Regions from separate parts of the Mus musculus genome. Here region 2 is linked to region 1. A link is a loop called in an ENCODE intact Hi-C map of the cell type or tissue named here. Cell type or tissue: heart. All regions are shown on one strand. Links, peaks and the distances in the headings refer to the core of each region. The heading gives the core; the rest is flanking DNA.

Region 1 (10,111 bases), core at 713-8,712:
CTCTCCAGCTCAGTCAGGCCTGCCTACTTTTGTTTGATTTTTTTTTTCCCCCAAAAGCAAAATAACTTAGGGGACTGAAGACAAATGTAATTTGGTAGGATGCTTGCCTAGGCTATCTCTCATGGTGATTGAAGCCAGCAGGGAGTACACAGCAAGGCCTGCCCTCAAAATTTAATAAGTAAATCTATAAGCACAAGATCAGATAATCACTCCGGTAAATTCAGACATGGTGAGACGTAGGTAGTAGAGGTGGTTATGGTAGTAGCATCCATTACAGTAACCAGCACTGGGGAAGGAAACAGGCAAGTAAGTTCAAGGACAACCTGAATTCTATAGCATGAGACTTTTTCTTTGGGGGGGATTGGGGTTGTTTTTGTTTTTCCAGACAGGGTTTCTCCGTGTAACAGCCTTATCTGTCCTGGTATTCACTTTTTTTTTTTTAAAGATTTATTTATTTATTATAAGTACGTACACTGTAGCTGTCTTCAGACACACCAGAAGAGGGAGTCAGATCTCGTTACGGATGGTTGTGAGCCACCATGTGGTTGCTGGGATTTGAACTCCGGACCTTCGGAAGAGCAGTCGGGTGCTCTTCCTGGTATTCACTTTATAGACCAGGCTAGCCTGGAACTCACAGAGATCTACCTGCCTCTGCCTCCTGAGTGCTTGGGATTAAATTCTGTGCCACTCACTGCCTGACTTGGTTCCACCAGAGTCTCTTCAGAAGTGCCAAAAGGTGGGGCTATGGGTCTGTGGTAGAGTGCTCGCTGTGCTTGTGCGAAGTCTTGGCCTCATCTCCAGCATCCCAAGAGAACTGTGGAGGACAAAGGGAACCCTTGAATTTCAAGAATCTATTATCTGCAGTCTTTTAGACAGTGCTAATTGCTGTGTTTTCCAACAAACTGCTTAGACAGTAAAGCTACTTTATTCTAAGGTACTGTATTCTAAATAATGGCACAGGGTCACGCAGGTGACCTAGTTTATATTTACAAGACCTATGTATATTCTAAGCTAAAATATATGCCTAAAGTTCCTACCCATCTGTTCTAAGGTCTTGCTACAGCCCACCCAGGACAAGTCTACTTCCTTTGTAAAACAAAGCAAAAGAAAAAGCCAAAAAAAAAAAAAATCAAAACTTTTTAAAAAAAATTGAGACAGGGTTTTAGCCTGGAATTTTCTATGTAGACCAGGCTGGCCTCAAACTTGTAGAGATCTTCTAGCCTCTGCCTCAATAGCACTCGGATTCCAGGCATGTGAGACCACACCACACTTAACAAGTCCAATTCTTTTTCCATCACTCAGAAGTCCACCTTTCCGGATAAGCCAGGGGTTGAAGCTTTCGCCTTAATTTGGCTAACTGTTGTCATTATGATATTCCTTAAAGGAAACCTCATTACTTAGGAATGGTCTAACCATGCAGAGTGCAGCTTTTTCCCTGTTCCAGAAGCTGTGTTTCCATTAATCCAACCTAAGATGATTCTTGTTCCAGAGCCCTGTGTGGAGAGACAACCGTCCTGACTCCTCAGCACCTTCCTTGCCTTGTGCGTGTTTATGTTCCTTCTGTGGCTCTGTCGTAACATGCCCATATGCTTCTCTATTGCACGACCTTGATCTTCATTCTTTGCACTGTATTGCCGATCCGAAGTGCACACATGCTACATTTATTTTCCTCTCACCTTCCATCACCTCCTCTCTTTCCACTTTCACTTCCTGACGCCTCCCTGGTCCACCATGAGTGTATCCAGGCTGTTTTCCAGGCAGCCTCCCTCTTTTTATCAAGTAGTAGGCATGTTCCAACACATCACTGTGCCACTGCCCAAATGTGTCTAACCTGGTTAGCACTTAGAATGCAGACGCTGACAGTCGGACGCTGGTTTCCAAGACACTAATCTGATTTGGGAACGCTTCCTCTAAGCACATCTCAAATTTCACTTCCTTGAAGTTCCAAGCAAAGACCTAGCCTAGCCTAGGAGCTGCTGCTCATACAGACAACACTCTCCATGAAAAAAAGTAGTGAACAGACACTGTTCATTCCGCCGACAGTTAAGTGAGGATCAGCCTGGGCGACAAGAAGCAGCTGGAAACAGCCTGTATTCAAATCCTAGAACTATTGTTCTCCGCCTGGGTGTTCCTGGTAACTGCTCGCATTCTAGAATGAGCACAGCCACTGTGGCCAACTCTTGGACCTGCTGTGAGCAGTTAAGTCACTCAGAGCATTTAGAACAGGGTCTAGCTCTCACATAGTTAAAACAGGCATTATTATTATTATTCCCCCGAGGTGTAAAAGGATTTAAAAGTACAACAGAAATGAGATTATTTCTGCCAGGCTTTCCTGCTCAGGTCTCTGCAAGCCTTGGTGTGGAGGTGGCTTTATAAGGAAGCGGACATTCAGAGGGAGACTCACGAGTCATTTGTGAATGAATGCCCTCGATCTGGGGCTAACAAGGAACAGGGGGCAATTGTTATTTAAGAGGAAGAGTAAAGGCCAGAAAACCAGAGCGGAGCCCCCGACTTAAGAGCTTCCTTTCCTGCCTACTGGAAACCAACAAAGCAGAGACAACAAACAAACCTGTCTCAGCCCGAAAGAGGCAAAGGTGGCTTCTAGCTGGACTTCACAAAAGTGGGCTAAAAGGTTAAAGTCTCCAGATTTAAAAAAAAAGAAGAAGAAAAGAAAGAAAGCACGAGCTCTCCTGTCCCTTCAAAACGTCCCTTTTTATTTTTTGGTCACAGAGCTGTTTAGTATGGAATTCTAGAAAATGCCAAGGGTCCCACAGACTTCTATACTTTGTGACATTGCATGGTTCACGGGTAGACTACACTAACATATAAGAAATTAGTTTAGGTTGTGTCAAATCACCTTAAAACACACTAAGTAAATGGGAAGGGCCCGAACAAAGAGACTTATTAAGCTGGTTTAACCGCATTCAGCTTCACTATGCTTAATCCGCTTCAGGGGTTCGCGTTAAACAACAAACTCGGTTTCTTGGCCTAAACCTTTTTTCCTAAAAGGACACTTTCTTGCAAGTGTGATGTTTGTTTACGTCTTTTCAGTCCCCGGGAGAGAAAAGAATTTACCTGACTGGGTTGCATTTTCGGACAATATCGACTAGAAAACGGAAAGAGAGGGCGATGGGTTATACAATTCTTGAAACTACTGAGGCATGGAAAGTGTGTGATTGTTCAGTCCCAGAAAAAGGCCAGTTACTGACACCCGGGTTGAGGACTTCATCCAGCAGCGCATTAAATAAGGCTGCGAGAGAAAGAATAAGGTGTAATTAAGCCGGTGTTGTTCGTGCCTGCTTACGGGGCCTGGCAGCAATTTGGTTGAACACCCTTCATCTTGAGAAATTTATAATTTGGCAGTAAGTTGGCAGGAACCCAGTTCAATATTGCAAAATCTGGGAAATGTCGAAACGTGGCTGGCTCACTGAACTTTTCCGGGGTCTTTCGAATTATTACTATTTTTTTTCCTTCCTCTCGGATTCAGAGAGCAGCGTGCCTCTTCAGAGAAGGCCACGAGGTTTTTTAAAAGCACAAAGTCAAGGAAGCGCAGTCATGAGGGCCGCGAGCAAACTTTCCTGACTCCGACCTTTGTGTGCACACCGGGGGAGAAACGGGTTTCCACTGCTAAAGCCGAGTTCAAGCGGTTGGTGGCCCTTTAAAAAAAAAAAAAACCCAACACCCCCCCAACCAGTACTTTGGTTTCCGGAGTGCGAGCCGCGCCACGCTTCGCCCAAGCCCCACTCCCCGTTGTTTTTTTTAAAAAGTCCGAGAGAGGTCGCCAGGCTTAAGTGACATGTGGCCAACTCTGGCTGCCTGGGCCCAAGTTGCTCCAACCGGCTTCTCGAAAAGTGGCTGCGAGTTCCCCTGACGGGAAACCGGCCGGTGCTAGCGCGCCCCGGGTCCGGTTCCCACGGAAGCGGCGGCCGCGACGCCTCCGTCGAGGGCGCGGCGAGCGGCAGGGGGCAGCAGCGGGAACCCGTTGTTCTGGAGGCGGGGTGGGGCGGGAAGCGCCCCCCACCTCGGCTTCCGCGCCCTCCCCTCCCCTCCCCCCAGCTCCCTCCCCTCGGCAGGGAGGAGGGCGGGGACGCCGAGCCCTCCCCCCGGGGAGGAGGGGGCCTGCGCGACGCGCACCCCTCCCCCCCGGCCGCTGCTCCTGGCGCCCCGAGGCGGGAGTTTCCAGGAAGAGCTCCGAGCGCGGCCGCACCACCGGGCGCACGGACACGTTAAGTAGTTCCTCCGCGCGGCCTCCTTGGGAGGCCGCGCTCCAGACGCCAGGGCCGGCCCGGGTCGGAACCGTGGAGAGACAAGGATGGAGGCCCGGCCGCGGGGACCTGAGGGCCCGGAGGTCGCCGAGGCCACTTTCCGTCCCCCGGGGAGGGGGAATGTGAGGGGGTGGTACAACGAGTTCCGGCCGCGGGCTCGGGCGCGCCCGGTGGAGTGAAGCGCCGCGCGCTCGAAGCGCTCACAGAGTTAAAGTGGGCGGGAAAACCCGGAGCGGACTCTTCGGTAGCACGCCCGAGCCCTCCCACCCCGCTCTTCGTGGGGGAGGGGACGGGCACGGCAGGAGTCTCCGTCCCGGGCTCCCGACACCCCCCCACGGAAGAAACAGGTGTCCGCCGGTCCCCTCGGGGGACCCCCGCAGGCCTCGCGGGGCCGGGTGGCGCGGGGAGGGCAGGCCAGCCCCTCCTCTGCCAGCGTGCGCACCGTCGGGGCCGGGCGCGCGGTGGCGGCGAACCTCCCGAGCCGGCGGGCGGGTGGGAGGAGCGCGACGCGCATGCGTGCGGTGGGAGCGCGCGTCCCGCCCCCTTGCCCGAGCGACTTCGCTCCTCCCCTCCCCCCACGTCCCTCGGCCGCCACCTCCGCGTCTCCCCCGCAGCCCGCGCGCTCTCCTCCGGGGAGGTGGCCGGTCCTGCCCGTCCACTGACTATAACCCCTTCACCCCAGTTTCGCCCCGCCTCCGCCGAGCTCCGGTACAAACTCCGCTGCCAAGGGCTCGGCTTTAGCATTCCCGCCTCCGCCCTCTCTCTCTCCCTCCCAACCCTAGAGCACTTCCTGCAAACTGCCCGGCTGCGCTGCCGCTGCTGCTTTCCGTTGCGGGCGCGGCACCACCCTGTACCCCGGCTCCCTCTACTTAGCCTGCTCCATTTTACAGATGGGGAACTCAAGGTCGACCCCTGGGAGTTTTGTTTTTTCCAAAATGAAGCACGGGAACTGCCATCCTGGAAGGGTAAACCTCGACTTTCCACAATTTAAGCTACTTCCAGCTGCAGTCCTTAACTCCCCTGGGACCCTGTTGTCCCTCTGGTCTGTAGCAGCCCACCCAGTTGACATATACCAGTGAAGCAGGTGACCCCAAGTCATGGCAGAAAGACGTGTAATAGAGGAGAGGCAAATTAATTGGCAAAGATTTTTTTATTTGCTTTTTGTGGAAGCTTAGCCCATACTGGCCTCGAATTCTTTTTTTTTTTTTTTTTTTTTTTTTGGTTTTTCGAGACAGGGTTTCGAAAAAGAGGCAGGCAGATTTCTGAGTTCGAGACCAGCCTGGTCTACAGAGTGAGTTACAGGGAAGCCAGGGCAACACAGAGAAACCCTGTCTCAAAGCAAAACAAACAAACAAAAAATAACTGTAATATTTTCTCTTAAATTTTATAATTTTGTTATTCTTTCCACTCGAGACTAGAGACCATTCTTTTGAGTTTTGTTTTTTTCTTTTGCGAGACAGGGTTTCTCTGTATAGTCCTGGCTGTCATGGAACTCACCAGGCTGGCCTTGAACTCTGAAATCCACCTGCCTCTGCCTCCCGAGTGCTGAGATTAAAGGCGTGTGCCACCACTGCCTGGTTCTTTTGAGTTTTTGGAAACACTTTTTTTTTTTTTTCAAAGATTTATTTATCATTATACATAAGTACACTGTAGCTGTCTTCAGACAAACCAGAAGAGAGTGTCAGATTTCATTTCGGGTGGTTGTGAGTCACCATGTGGTTGCTGGGATTTGAACTCAGGACCTTTGGAAGAGCAGTCAGTGTTCTTACCCGCTGAGCCATCTCGCCAGCCCCGGAAACACTTTTAAAGAATGTGCTCCCCCAACAACATAAATCACACCATTTGAGAGAGGTAAAGACTCCAGATGTGGCTCAAGCTGACCTGGAACTCATGATCCTACTGCCTCAGCCACCACATCTGGCTCTATTTTATCTTGAGATAACTTTTCTGTTAGTACTGTTGGTCTTCTGTTCTGGGACTCTCCCATATCCCTAGTGTCAGTTCTTCCTTGGACTTTAGGCTCTAATTACAGTTAGCTCATGTCCATAAGAGATTTTCAAGAGAATTGATGAAAGCCAAGAGAATCCTGAAAACAGTAGCTCTCTAAACTTACTGTGGGACATAAACTTAAAAGCTATATCAGGAATTTACTTATTCCTACCCCCCCCCCGCCGTGTGTGTGTGTGTGTGTGTGTGTGTGTGTGTGTGTGTGTGTTTGCATAGGTTGTGTGAAGGTCAGAGGACAACCTGTAGGAATCTTTCTATCTACAATGTGGGTTCTTGGGAATTTAACTCTGGTTATCGGATCTTTCTGTGCTGAGCCATCTGTCTGCCCCATAACCAGAAATTTAAGGGAACAAAAGACTTATGTTGTATTTTTCATTTTTAGGGACTCATCATTTCAGATTAACTGTTTTGAGGGTTTCATTGCAAACATTGTAAATATGTTTTGGTTCAGTATTGATTTGCTTTATTTTTTCCTCCCCCAAGACAGGGTTTCTCTGTGGGCCCTGGCTGCCCTGGAACTCAAAAACATCCACCTGCCTCTGCCTCCCTAGGGTTGAGATTAAAGGCGTGAACCGCCATGTTTTCCTGAGACCGGGTCTCCCACTGAACCGAAAGTTTGCCAATCTAGTTAGATTGGCTGTTCAGGCAAGCCCCTACAATCTTCCTGTCTCCGCCTCTCTGTTGGAATTACAAAAACTAAGTCAAATTCATGACAGTGCCCCTCCTGCAGCCTCTGGGTGCTGCAATTATGGATGAAGACTTCCATCCCCAGCTAAGAAAGTCAAACTACTTTTTGGCCAATTTAGAAAGCTGTATGTCCTTTTTTTCTAGAGAAACGGTCTTACTCTAACTGGGACTAATCTAGGCCCTACTAAGTAGCTATATAGCCAAGGCTTACCCTGAACTTACAGTATTCCCCTGCCTCAGCTTCCTGACTGCTGACATTACAGATGCTCAACACAGTGCCTGGGATCTGGCGATTTTTACAGGGCTCTAAAGATTCTATCGGACTTCTGCTTGGCCTTCAGAGTCTGCTGTTGGATCCTAGTCTGCAAGCCCATGCTCTCAGGGTCTGTGCTGAAGATAATGTAACTAGGTTTTCAGCTCAAACCTATTTCATTTCTAACATTTAAATTCAGAAGTTAAATTGGAAGAATGTCACGAACATTGTCGTTCTTAAGTAAAATGAAAAAAATTACATATGGAAAATATATTACTTGTGATTGAATCTAGGGATAATTTCCAGAGCTCTTGTATGTTATTGCATTGCTACTCAACCTACAACAGTGTCTCGGGGACATTAGAGTCATTTTGCTGTGGTTTACGCAGCACACTGAACCAGGATAACGGGCACTCTGTGACTCCAGAGGGGAATCACATTATAAGACTAAAGAGGCTCCTGTCTGCAGCTTCACTGCTGTAGAGACTGAAGCAGGAATATTGTCAGGAGTCAAGCTTAGCTTGTGCTACACAGCAAGCTTCAGGCCAGCCTGGGCTACAGAGTGAAGCTCCGAAAAGGAAGGGGATGCAAGGGAGAGGCCATGAGATGGCTCCTTTCTGCCAGATCGGAAAAGCAGAGTGGGATCCTGGGAATCCACAGGTAAAAGGAGACACCCAAGTCCTGCAAGTTGTCCTCTGACCGTCACATGTGTGTTGCAGTACACGTACGCACTCACACTACATACGTAGACACACACACATAAAATAAATTAGAGAGCAGGCGGTGATTGCTCATGCCTTTAATCCCAGCACTTGGGAGGCAGAGGCAGGCAGATTTCTGAGTTCAAGGCCACCCAGGTTTATAAAGTGAGTTCCAGGACAGCCAGGACTATACAGAGAAACCCTGTCTCAAAAATAAATAAATAAGAGAGAGAACTAGGGATCCGTTGACATAGCTTACCACCCAAGCATGAGGAGCTGATGGGAATCCCCAAATCTGAATTGAGCAAACACTTGTAATCCCATACTAGGAGGTAGCATAAATCTCAGGTCACAGTGAGCCTAGGTCAGACTGAGAGACTGTCTGGAAAACAAGATGGATGACTTCTGGGGAACTGCATCTGAGATTGGCCTCTGCCTTCCACAGGAGTGGACACACATGCGCCCATACATACATGAAAATGCACATAGCTCCCCCCACACACATGACAAGCTGTCAGCTTCTCAGGCTGGTATCCAGGTCCTTGCATCAGATCACTATTGTAGGTTTGTGTCCAGGCTGGATGTATTTACTCACTAATTTATTTAGCTTCTGGGTATTGAACTCAAGGCCCATGTGTACTAACTAGACAAGTGCTCTTTCCTACTGCTGTATTCCCAGGTACATAGTGTGCTGTCTGACCCTCTCCTCGTGCATCCCCCCTCCCCAGACAAAATCTTACGTGTAACCCAAGCTTCTGGTCTCAAACTTAACATCCTTCTACCTAAGATGTCTAAATGGTGTGAAATAGGTATACACACTGACACTCAGCTACTGAAATCTGAACTCCTCTCTCTGTCTCTCTCTGTCTCTCTGTCTCTCTCTCTGTCTCTCTCTCTCTCTCTCTCTGTCTCTCTGTTGTTCAGAAGAACTAGAATCCACCATATCCCTGACTGGTCTTGGATTTGTGGCAAAGCTCCCAGCTTGCCCTACCAAGTCTTATGACCACAGGTGTGCACTCTCACACCCAGATAAGCTGGGCCTTTTTGTTTTTAAGACCAAGGTCTCAGGTAACCTAAGCTATGTTCTAATTCACTTTTTTTTAGGTGTGCATATTACATGTTAGTATGTGTGCACATATATGTGCATTTTCGATGTGTGTGTGTGTGTGTGTGTGTGTGTGTGTGTATGTGTATTTAGAGACCAGAAGTTGATATTGTGATCTTCCTCCATGTCCATCTCCTATCTTTTGTGGTGGTGGTGGTTTTGTTGTTGTTGTTGTTGTCTGTTTATTTTTTGGTTTTTGTTTTTGTTTTTGTTTTTTTGTTTTGTGTTGTTGTTTTGTCTTGAGACAGGGCCTCATTCTGTAGTTCTGGACATCCTGGAATGCTATATAGTCTAAGCTGGCTTGGAACTTAGAAATCCGCCTGCTCCTGCTTCTGAGTGTTTGGCATGAAGGAGTGCACACCAGCACACCTGGCTAAATTAGGGTTCTTAACATTTCCATCTCTCTAGCCATTTTATTTTTTATTTTTTTATTTTTTTTTTAAAGATTTATCTGTTTGTTTGTTCATTTATTATATGTATGTACACTGTAGCTATCCTCAGACACTCCAGAAGAGGGAGTCAGATTTCGTTACGGATGGTTTTGAGCCACCATGTGGTTGCTGGGATTTGAACTCAGGACCTTCGGAAGAGCAGTCAGTGCTCTTACCCTCTGAGCCATCTCACCAGCCCTCTCTAGCCATTTTAAAGGCCTAGCTTACTACATGCAGAGAGAAGGGAAGGCTTTCTACTACTAAGCTTTCTAACAGACATTCTGGCCATTGTCTCTGACTCTGTTCTTTATTTTATCATTAAAGTTTTCCCTTTATTTTATTATCACACACACACACACACACAGAAAAAAACCCACAAAATACTTGTAAGGGCAGATGACAGCTTACAAGAAGCTCTTCTCTGCATTTAGGGTCCTGGGAATTGAACTCGGGCTTGTCAGCAAGCACCCTGACCCCATGGGCCAGCTCATTGGCTTATTACTCCATTTTTGTTTGTTTGTTTGTTTGTTTGTTTTGTTTTGTTTTTCGAGACAGGGTTTCTCTGTATAGATCTGGCTGTCCTGGAATTCACTCTGTAGACCAGGCCATTGTTCTTTTTTTTTTTTTAAATGATTTATTTTTATTATGTGTGTTGGAGTTTG
Region 2 (10,111 bases), core at 1,326-9,325, 83 kb after region 1:
AAGTGCCTTGTTTGGTACTGAGTCATGTCACTTTAGGAGTAACAAAGGCTGTGCTTTAAGCATATGTAATTGGGGTTTTGTCAGCATAACAACTCACAGGATCTCCATGTGCCAGTCTGCTTTCATTAGTCAGCAGGTATTTAGCTGTGGACACAGCAAACATATTCTCTGCCTCTTGGATACTCTGTAGTGAGGAAGACATTGCAGAGTGAAGAATAGCAGGCAATAGTATGACTGCACTCACTGCACATGCACATGAGGTCAGAATAATTTTTGGTAGATTATCTTCCAACAGTGTGTGTGTGTGTGTGTGTGTGTGTGTGTGTGTGTGTGTGTGTGTGTGTGTTTGGGATTGGATCTTACACTATAAGCCAGGCTAGCCTGGAACTCAGTAAGTAGTCTAGTAGTCCTCATGCCTTACCCGTGAGCCACCAGGCAGGCCTGACTCCAGCTATTACTTAAAGTAAAATGCTGTGCTCTCCCTGGCTAGCAGGTGTCTCTGTGCTGTTTAACTCTTAGAGTTAATATGGGTCAGTTCTGACTTCCTTGCCTTAGTTGCTCCAAGGATTGAGTTCTGGTAAGTTAGAGCTGTGGTGGGTGAGGACCAACTCTCTCTGTGGAGCTGCACTGTAGGGCATTTGGCACTTTGCTCCCTAGACAACAAATGTCAGTGGTTAAAGAGTCTGTGACCCCCCCACCCCCAAAAAAGAAGCTTTTCATACTTTTAATTGCAGATACCTAGATACCTGGAGTGGGTCATGTGGAAGGTACTGTCTGTGTTGTCAGAATCCTTCCTTGGAAGGAGCTATTGGGCAAATTCCTCGGGGAAAACAGACTGAAAATAGGTGCTTTGGACACAGCATCTGATTTGTGTGTTGGTGTTTTTAAAAGTTATTTCAAAGCTGTATTTTGCCTTCTTGCTTTTGAGGGTCAGAGGTTGTGGCTATTATACATACGGCACTCTTAAGGATTATTTCATCTTGTGTACTTAACATTTGAGCTGTCAGATATCTTTGTTAAACATGAAAATTTAAAATTTTTACTTAGTTGTGGGGGACAGAGTGTATGGCATGCGTGGAGATCAGAGGACAACAGAAATTGGTTCCTTCCCATCATTTGGCTCCTGAGTGTGGAACTCATGTCACCAGTCACCAGGTTTGGTGGCGAGTATCTTACTTATCCTATAGCCAATAGTGTCTGTCCAAAGTTTGTTGTTTGAGGTAGTGTCAGGCTGTGTTGTTGCCCAGGCTAGCCTTGACTTTCCAGTCTCCTGCCTCAGTCTTCTGGGTAGCTAGAATCACAAGGGATGGACTATCCACACAGCTAAACAAAAGGATTAATCCCTGTTGTATGAATGGACGCTCGCTAGCACTTGCCGAAGTGCTACACCCTATCCTTTGTTTTTGTTTTCTTAATTACAACCTTAATTTGATCACTAGTTAGCCTCTCGTTGATCATGTGAAACTTCTGTTCTTTGGGGTAAATGTTAATTGCTCTGGTTTTTAATGCTTTGTTTGCTGCTGGAAATTTGGGACTCAAACAGGAAGATGGCTAAGGATGTTAGATGACAGGCCCAGCATTAAATCACCCAACCCATAGCTTCCTCCTGCACTTAACTGTCTAGGCTGTCGAGGCACGCGTTAAGCAGGTGTAAGCATCTACGGCTTTGTGTGATAACGGTATGACGGAACTAAAAAATGAAGAGACTGTTTGTACAAAGGTTCAGGGTCTGTGTTTTAAATGGTTCACAGAAAAGGCCACACTGAAGCTTGTCTGCTCAGGAGCTGCATTTGTTTGTGTATGTTGAGATGGGGGTCTTGTGTGCGCCACTCTGGCCTCAGCTCTGTTGCTGAGGACGACTGGAACTTCAGAGCCTCTCCCTGTTTTCACCTGAGTCGTGGGATTTCAGGCATGGTCACCTGTCTCCCATCTGTTCCTCTGTTCCCTGTCACTTTGCACCTTCTTAGAAAGTGAACCAACCCAGTGTTTTTGTTTAGCCTTGGAGAGTTCACATAAAAGGTCCCTGTCTAGAAGAAATGAGTGTTCCAGCATCAAGGAATAATCTTCAAGACTGGAGCATGTCTAGTTGGATTGAGGCCCACTTTTCACTGGTTCTCTTGCTCTGACCCCTGGGATGCTACTGCAGCGCTGTGGTAGTCTTCCTTCTTATCTATGGTTCTGCTTTCTGAGGTTTTAGGTACCAACACTCTACTCCTATCTGAAAAGTCTATGGAAAACTCCATGTCTTTGGGAGACAAAGGAGCTGGGGGTCTGAACTTAGTCTTTCTGCTTGTGCACTTATAATTTGTTGTTGCAAATGATTTATTACTGTTAACCTCTTGGTACATGTTATATATAAATTAAATTTCTTCAGCCATGTATGTATTGAAAAGTGTGTGTGAGAGTGAGTTGAGTGAACATGTATATTATGTGCAGTTTTAGATAGGGAGGGACTGTTATATGATTATTTTATTCTCTATCTCAGTTATTTCAGGCTGGCTCATATAGCTAAGAAATACATGAGTTTTTTGCTTTGTTTTGTTTTTGTTTGTTTCTTGCTTGTTTTCCCTGTACTGGGAATCAAGTCCAGGTCTTCATACTAGACAAACACCGAGAGCCACGAGTCTTAGCTCACGCTGCGCATGCGTGCGTTCCTGCTCTCCGTCCTAGGTTTTGAGATAGTATTCTTCCCTGGACCTGGAGCTTGCTATTTCTGCTACCCCAGCATCGAGGTTATAGACACCCATTCTGTGCTTGGCATCTACACAGGAGCTGGGGGTCTGAACTTAGTCTTTCTGCTTGTGCAGCAAGTACTCTAACCACTGGGCAAGCTCCTTAATCCTTTCCGTGTGTCTGTGTGTCTGTCTTGTCTTTCTATCTATCTTCCTTCCATTCTTTTTAGATAGTTTCTCACCTTGTTTCTCAAAGCTGTCATCAAACTGCAATTCTCCTTTGGTCTTTTGAGTAGTGGAATGATTATTGTGAATGAAATACAACATACCTGGCTATTCTTTCTCTCCCCCTTCCCCCATGTGGATGTATGTTTTGAGATAGACTTTGACTATGTAGACCTGGCTGGCCTCTGATTCAGTGGAAATCTCCAATTGATCTGCCTGTTTCTCCCTCTGTGCTCAGTTACCTTTCTATTTTGATGAAGAAACTGAGGGATATAGAGTTAGAAATACCATGGGCAAAGCTCTCAGTCCTTTTGCTCAGCAAGGCCGTACATGTTTTCTGTTTCTTTGTAACAGAATCCTGGCTGTCCTCAGACTCAGCAAGATCATCCACCTTTGCCTCCCAAGGGCTGGGTTTAAAGGTGTGCCCGACCTTCACTGGCCTCTGGGGCCTTTTTAGTCTCTCAGTCCGGTATTTTGCAATCTGAAGACCTTCTCCTTAAAATATGAGATCTTGCATACAGTTCTAGCTTCCTAGAGTTTATGAAGTTAAGGGTGCACACAGTACGTGGACGCCTGACCCTGTCTCCTCACCACCGACTCAGACCCCGGATGGTAGGATTGGGACCCAGAACCTGAGTGAGTTAAAGTTGATTCACTTTTTTTTCTTTGTAATTTTTTTATTAGATATTTTCTTCATTTACATTTCAAATGCTATCCCCCAAATCCCCTATGGCCTCCCCCGTGATTCAGTCTTCTGTCTGTGCCTTCCCATGGAGCTGCTGTAAGAAACTGGGATTGCAGCTTCTGCCTCAGCGTGCTCTCCCCGGACTGCTGTGGCTGTCTTATCCTGGAGAATTGTAAACCAGATCTATCAGATAGATAACCTTTCAGTTTTTACTTGTTCTCTTGGGGCCTTACCCTGTTTTTATGGCCCTGTGTTCCTTTTTTAGATCTGTGGGCAGTTGTTGCTGCTGTTGTTGAGATAGGTTTTCTCTATTTTGTAGCTCTGGCTGTCCTAGAATTTACTTTGTAGATCAGACTGGCCTTGAACGATGAAAGATCAGCCTGCCTCTGCTAGGGTTAAATACATTGACTACAGCACACAGCAAGAGGAATATTTTTATGAAAAAGTTGCTTGTTTGCCTTAGAGACTATAGTTGGAAGTACGGAAACTGGAAAGTCTGTCACAAGGCAGTCTTCCTCTGTAAAGGGTGGCTGCTGAAAGTGCCCTGGACAGACAGACAGTTTTCTCATTTGTTGGGAAATTCATTAGTTTTCCTAGCTGCTTTATATGAAGCACTCTTTCTGGTGCCAGTGAAGAAGTGAAGAAATAACAGGCGCCTGGTTGTGGCTTTTCTGGCATGATTGTTTGGGTGGGTAGCCGTGAGGGGTTATTAAAATTGGCTCTCATCTGTAAGTTTCATTAGGTGGTTTAGTGACTTTTTCTTTAGTCTTCTTTTCTCAACACTAACAAGCTTTCTATGGCCCTTTGGTCTGGATAGGACTCCATAGTTAACTCTTTCTGATGTTGAGTTAGAATCTAGCTCTGGGAGGGTGTCTGGGTGCCTAATCCAGGCCATCCTTTGAATTTTCTGTGTCCTGAGTGCTGGGACTATAGCTATGCATGGGGCATGCCCAGCTTGTTCAGTATCATTATGAGGTAGTGTGGATTTGGAAGGACTGGAAGGATCTCAGTTCTGGTGGCTGCCTTTATCTGATAAATTGGAAGTGTGCTCTTATTCTCCTTTTAAACGTAGGGAAATTTGAAAGAATTTAATACAACAAAACGTACTTTGGGGGATGGTGGTTGCAAATTAGCAGCCACATAGGCAGATGACCAGAATTTGAATGAAGTGTTTTTATCTTCTGTAAAGAAGTAAATTGGCACGTGGTCTCCAGATTATATATAACGCGGCTCCCAGGACGTGTGGGTTTGACTCTGGATAAAATGTTAGCGTACTTCCATTTCTCCATGGATGAGATGGCTTTGATGAGGCTCAATAGGAGGGTAGGGTAGGGGGGGTAGGTTATTGTCCTGGCATGTAGTCATGTTTCCCCTGTTTAAAAGTACAACACAGGGCTGGTATGGTATAACTGCCTGTAGTCTCAGCACTACTGATGATCATTTGAGCCAAAGAGTTAGAAACCAGCCTGGACAAGATAGCAAAACACTATCAAATGAACAAAACAACACCCCATCCTATAGTCCCTTATTCAGGGTCTCAGGACAGAGCTGATGTCAGCTGATTTCATAGTACTTCCTCTTGGATTGGTTCAGATCATACCAGTCCTCAGCCCCATGGTGAATGGGAGGAAGTGGAGGTAGGCAGAGATGGCCTGTAGCTATAGAGAAAAGGGACAGTGGAATGATTTATGCTGCTCAATTTATGTACTAGGGAGCAAGGCTGCTCTTGCAGAAGTCCCTTTAGTCCTAAGATCTAAGTGATTTCTGTGGAGCTGGCAGGGAAAGTAAAAAGCCTGTTGGTTGGGAGAGGCCTTAACTTTTGTACTTATCTCTGCCTGGAGTGCCCTTAACAGAGGAGGGTCCCCTCCGGGAACTGATCAACAGCTGCTGCCAGTCCCTAGAATCACAGGAAGTGGAGGCCTGGTGCCTTTGTATAGAAGCTCTGCAGCCAGACAATAGTTTGTGCTGGCGGGGCCATGTGGCGAGTCACGTGACCCGAGGCTGTATTCTGCTGGGGTCCTTACCCATCTGTTCTCTCGGCTCTTTCTGGGTTATCAGGCGCCAGTCCAAGTCTTCCCAGGCAGCCAGCTTCATGGCCAGAGATTACGAGCACTAACCTTCCTGGCAGGGTCGGTGTGGCTTCGAGTTTATGCAGATTAGCCATGTGTTTCTCACTTCAAGGCGGTCCACAGGAAAAGCCTTTTCCTGTGTTTGGCTCTCAGTGGGCGGTTCCCAGCTTACTGTACTGGGACTCAAGCTGCAGGCACGCACGAGAGGGATCACAGTACACTGCCCCCCCCTCCACCTCCAATGCTACGTCACCACAACACAACCACTCACGCTCTCATACTGTTGGTGTCATTCATTCCGTGCCAAGATTGCTTTAAAAAATTCCCTTGGCCCCAGTTCAAACAGGAGTACAGCTGGGATGTGTTAGATTTTAGGCAGTCTGCCCTCAATTTGAGATGAGTTATAAATAGCAGTGCCGACTTCCTTAACTACCGCTCTCTGAGGTAAAATGCAGGTTAATTACTGTGGGAATCAATTAGGGGCTTCTTTCGGTTAAAGAGCCAGGGATGCATTTTTATTGTTATTATTAAAACTCATAAACAAATCTGGCCAGGAATAAATTGAAAGCACGAGAAGTACAAAATAATATTTGGAGGCCCAAAATCCAAGGGTATGGCTCTAGGTTTATCCTGGCACCGACTAGTTGGCATCTAGAGCGGAAAACACAAGTGTGTGCTGGTCAGGACTTCTCCTTTCCAAAGATGGAGGCTCTTGGCAGTCCCTGGCCCAACCTTTCATTTTGTTCTTTCGAGTCTTTGGCACAGCTAGGCATAAAAGTTGGCCCTTACCTCCGCTTCTGGTCACCTCTTCTCTGTATCTTTGGCTTCTGACTGTCCATTCTCTCGCAGACTTATTTCAGGATCAGAGATTGTTTTTCCTGGTGCCACTACCACATGGTGTGGGGAGTAATATCTCTTGGTACTCAGAAGTTTTAGTGCGTGCCTGGTTTTGTCTCCTCTTTCAGTGGCTTATGGTCAGATAGAGAATTTGCAACTATGTTTAATATTTTGAGTGTCCCAAAAGTGGTTACTTTTGACTATCTGACACCTAGCCTTGATGAACCTTAAAGCTCAACTTGTTACTTTCAGCAGTTCACAAGGCCACTGTGGCCTTTTCCTGTACATTAAGAACTTGTGAGTGATTCCAGAGCCAGGTGGTCCGGAGGTGCCATTTGCTGGAAGCAGGGAACTCTGCAAGTTGTTAGTGTGCAAGCTGTTTGCACTGAATATACTCGGAAGGATAGGCCTGCACCGGCACCTTTGATGCCCCGAACCGCATTCATTTCATTTGTCAGGCACTTTATAGCTTGGCCAGTGATCTGCAAGGAGCTAAGTGGTGGACTACCCCCCCACCCTTATTTTTATTTTTTTATGAATGCAGGAGAGTATATAGCAGGGGGCCTGGCTTGCCTGATGAAGGGCCAGCATTTTCCTCTCAATTACGTGTCTGTGAGGCAGAGCCTTTGCCTTTGAAGCGTAATCACAGTAATCTGCTCCCGCGGTTTCCTGTTGAAAGGGTTTCCTCTCCATCTTTCCCAGAGTGGCATCTCTGGCTCTTTTGCAGCTACGATTTGGTGTTTCTCCTCCTTTGTGGCTGCTGACTACTGATGCTGGCCGTTTCTATTTTACAGGAGGTAGACATTTTTCTGTTTCAATTGATGAATGAAGATTTGATGTTCTCTACTTTAAGAGATTGGGAGTGGTGCCTCCCCCCCCAACTGCAAACCACATATCTTTCACAGTATTTTTAAATCTCATAAGTAAGTTAGATTCTCTTTTAACATGAAACCAGAGTGGTCTGTTTGTTGGAACTGAACATATTTTTGTTTGGTGAATAGACTGCAATAGTCCATTGATCGTGATAAACCTTTGGTGAGGGGAATGAGTTTGATAACCAAAAAATGTCAGTTTCATTTTGAGAAGCTATTGTTTGACTGTCCTTTAAAGGATCCTACTGTGAGGCCAGAGTAGTCTTAAGACTCCAGGTGCAGGGGAGTTTTGTCTTATCCTGCTTGCCTTGGTAAGTGTTGGAGTTTTGGCCATGTGTTTGGGTTTGGGGCTGGGTGTACGTTATTATAACCCTTGCTGATACAGGTTGGGTTATTTCGATGCCATTGTTCTTCAGGACTATTTTAGCTTCCCCTCTTCTAATTCAGTCGTCCTACTTGATACTGGGGTTGAGGATATCTGCTGCCTTGCTTGCCTGTTCCTTCTGTCAGTAGGAACTGTTGTAGTTGAACAGTTGTCCATCCTTGTATTTGGGGCATTTAGGAGGACTTTGAAAAAAGCCTGAACTCTTATGTCCTGGAATGCAGCCAATAACTCCACCTATTCTGGAGTGTTGGGACCAGGAATTTAAGCTCAATTTGGGCAACATAGTGAGACTCCATGCCATTTCAAAACAAAGTAAAACTACCTTGGACAGCAGAAACAGGAAGCTGTATACATAGCTTGGAATATTTAATATTTATTGGAAAGACATTTAAATACAAGCACTGTGGGAAGCTTATTTTTTTGTTGTTGTTGTTGTTGTCTCATTCTGTAGCCCAGGCTGACAGATTTTTGTAATCTTGGTTTGTGTGGAACTCATGGTGATCCTCCTGCTTCAGCTTCCCAAGTGCTGAGAGTATAGGAATGAGTCACCACACCTGCCTATGGGAAGCTGTGCGTTATGTACATTTTAGGTGATGAGCTAAAGTGTTCCAGGCCAGGCAGTGAGTTAGGATTTAAATTCCAAGTCTATCAAATCACTATACACTTTATTCTTTCTATATGTTAGTGTTGTATAGAATTTAATACGTTTGGAGCCATATGTAGCAGGAAGTGATAAATTATTTGGAAACATTGCTCTCAAATTACATTGTAGCATGATAGACACTAGCCATATGTGATTATGTGGATTTAAATTAATTAAAAGTGGACTAGGAATACAGATTAGTTGTTAGAGTACTTGTCTAACATACATTTTGCCCTGGATTTGATCCCACCCACTACAGAACCTAGATCTGGTGGCACGTACCTTATTCCCAGCACGTGGGTGGCTGGATGGAGGCAGGAACATCAGCAGTTCAAAAGGATTTTGTTGTGTAGCTTGTTTGAAGCCATCCTAGGCTTCTTGAGACCCCGACTTAAAGTAAATAGTCAATAAATAATAAATTAACTAGTGTAAATAAAATGCCAAGCTTAGTAGCATAGGCCTGTAATTTTACTAATTTCAAAGCTTAGGCAGGAACATCAGCATTTATGTCTAGAGGCTGAAGGGATGTCTCAGCTATTAAAGCGCACTTGTATTTACAGAGTACTGGAGGTTGATTCCTAGCACCCACAGTGGCTCACAACTGTCCATAGCTCCAGTTAAAGGGGATCCAGCAACTTTTCCTGAGTTCTTTGGGTACCAGGCATGCACATTGTACACAGGCAAAATACTCAGACACATAAAAGTATACACATCTTTAATCCCAACACTTTGGAAGTTAAAGCAGGGAGATTGTCAAATTGAGGTTAGCCTGGCCCACATGGAGCAAAATCTAAGGGGAAAGGGCAAATAATTCGGCTTCTTCCTTACATTTTGCATAGTTTAAGCATGTAATAGTAACACATTACAGTCACCTTCTTTTTTATTTTTAAATTAATCAGTTAACTTGAGAAGGGTTCCTATTTGTACTTTGGCTGTTCTGGAACTCACTCTGTAGACCAGGCTGACCTCGAACTCAGAAATCCGCCTGACTCTGACTCCCAAGTGCTGGGATTAAAGGTGTGCACAACCATATCCGGCTGAATAATCCCTCTCCTGGATCACACTGATTGCCAGCTAATCATACACATCAGAGATCATTCATAGATCTAGAAGTGGGAGGGGCTCAAGCCCTTCCACACCAACAAAGTTGGAACCCGGAGGCCTGAGCATTTATGAAGCTTCATGGAAATTCCGGGTGTGCAGTCCTTGTTAAAACAGCCACTGCTATAGAAGTTCCATAGTGACACCATCACCATGGTAATGACTAAAACTGGGTAGACCTAGATCAGACTGACAGATAGCCTGAGCATGCTGATCTCTGTTCAGAAGATCCTGTTGTCTTCACTTGAGGGCCTCAAACAGCCCCAGTAGCCTGGGTGAAGTGAGCTGTGATGTGTGGGATCCAAAGACACACTCATACTTCCCCTGGGCATAGCTCCATTGCCAGCAGTATTGTGTCCATAGTCTGAGAGAACTCGGTTTCTGCTTCATTTTGTTTCTCTCAAGGTAAACAAAAGAAAAGTCTACATAGTTATGGCTGTTTCAAGACTTGCTAAATGTAGATGGAGTTGACCCAGCCTCTTAAGTAGCTGGGGTTACAGGTGTGCACCACCACCTCTGTCCACTGCCTGGCTTGTCCTTTGTGGTCGGAGATTCCTTTACAGTAGCTTTACTTACTCCAGTGTGATGACATGCTCATGACTGGGTGGGGACTGTGTAAATG

The links. A loop is a pair of places that touch in the nucleus more often than their neighbours do. Peaks named below come from ENCODE experiments on the same cell type or tissue, not always from the same donor. Only the 100,000 strongest peaks of a DNase experiment are listed, where the experiment ranks them.
Region 2: a loop joins it to region 1, with 10 times the contacts of the local background. A loop is called at or near these places in 2 of 42 quality-filtered maps.

What each region holds. Positions count from the first base shown.
Region 1 is chr4:133,808,196-133,818,306 of GRCm38, reverse strand. Gm34296 reads left to right here and starts at 3,162. Exons shown (of 4, transcript XM_030253992.1): 1 at 3,162-3,168; 2 at 4,340-5,230. The coding sequence starts at 3,162. Gm12974 (predicted gene 12974) reads right to left here and starts at 1,828. Exons shown (of 3, transcript NR_168140.1): 1 at 1,677-1,828; 2 at 693-814. In heart, for the core only: a CTCF peak has its summit at 3,937 (motif pointing right); DNase peaks (open chromatin) are centred at 1,946, 4,106, 4,516, 4,826 and 1 weaker place; H3K4me3 peaks cover 3,776 bases; H3K27ac peaks cover 4,517 bases.
Region 2 is chr4:133,725,439-133,735,549 of GRCm38, reverse strand. The region is part of intron 1 of Arid1a (AT rich interactive domain 1A (SWI-like)); the gene reads left to right. Among named protein-coding and RNA genes, the nearest start is that of Mir7227, 13 kb to the right of the region's middle. In heart, for the core only: no CTCF peak of the experiment used is centred there; DNase peaks (open chromatin) are centred at 5,749 and 6,369; H3K4me3 peaks cover 1,994 bases; H3K27ac peaks cover 2,949 bases.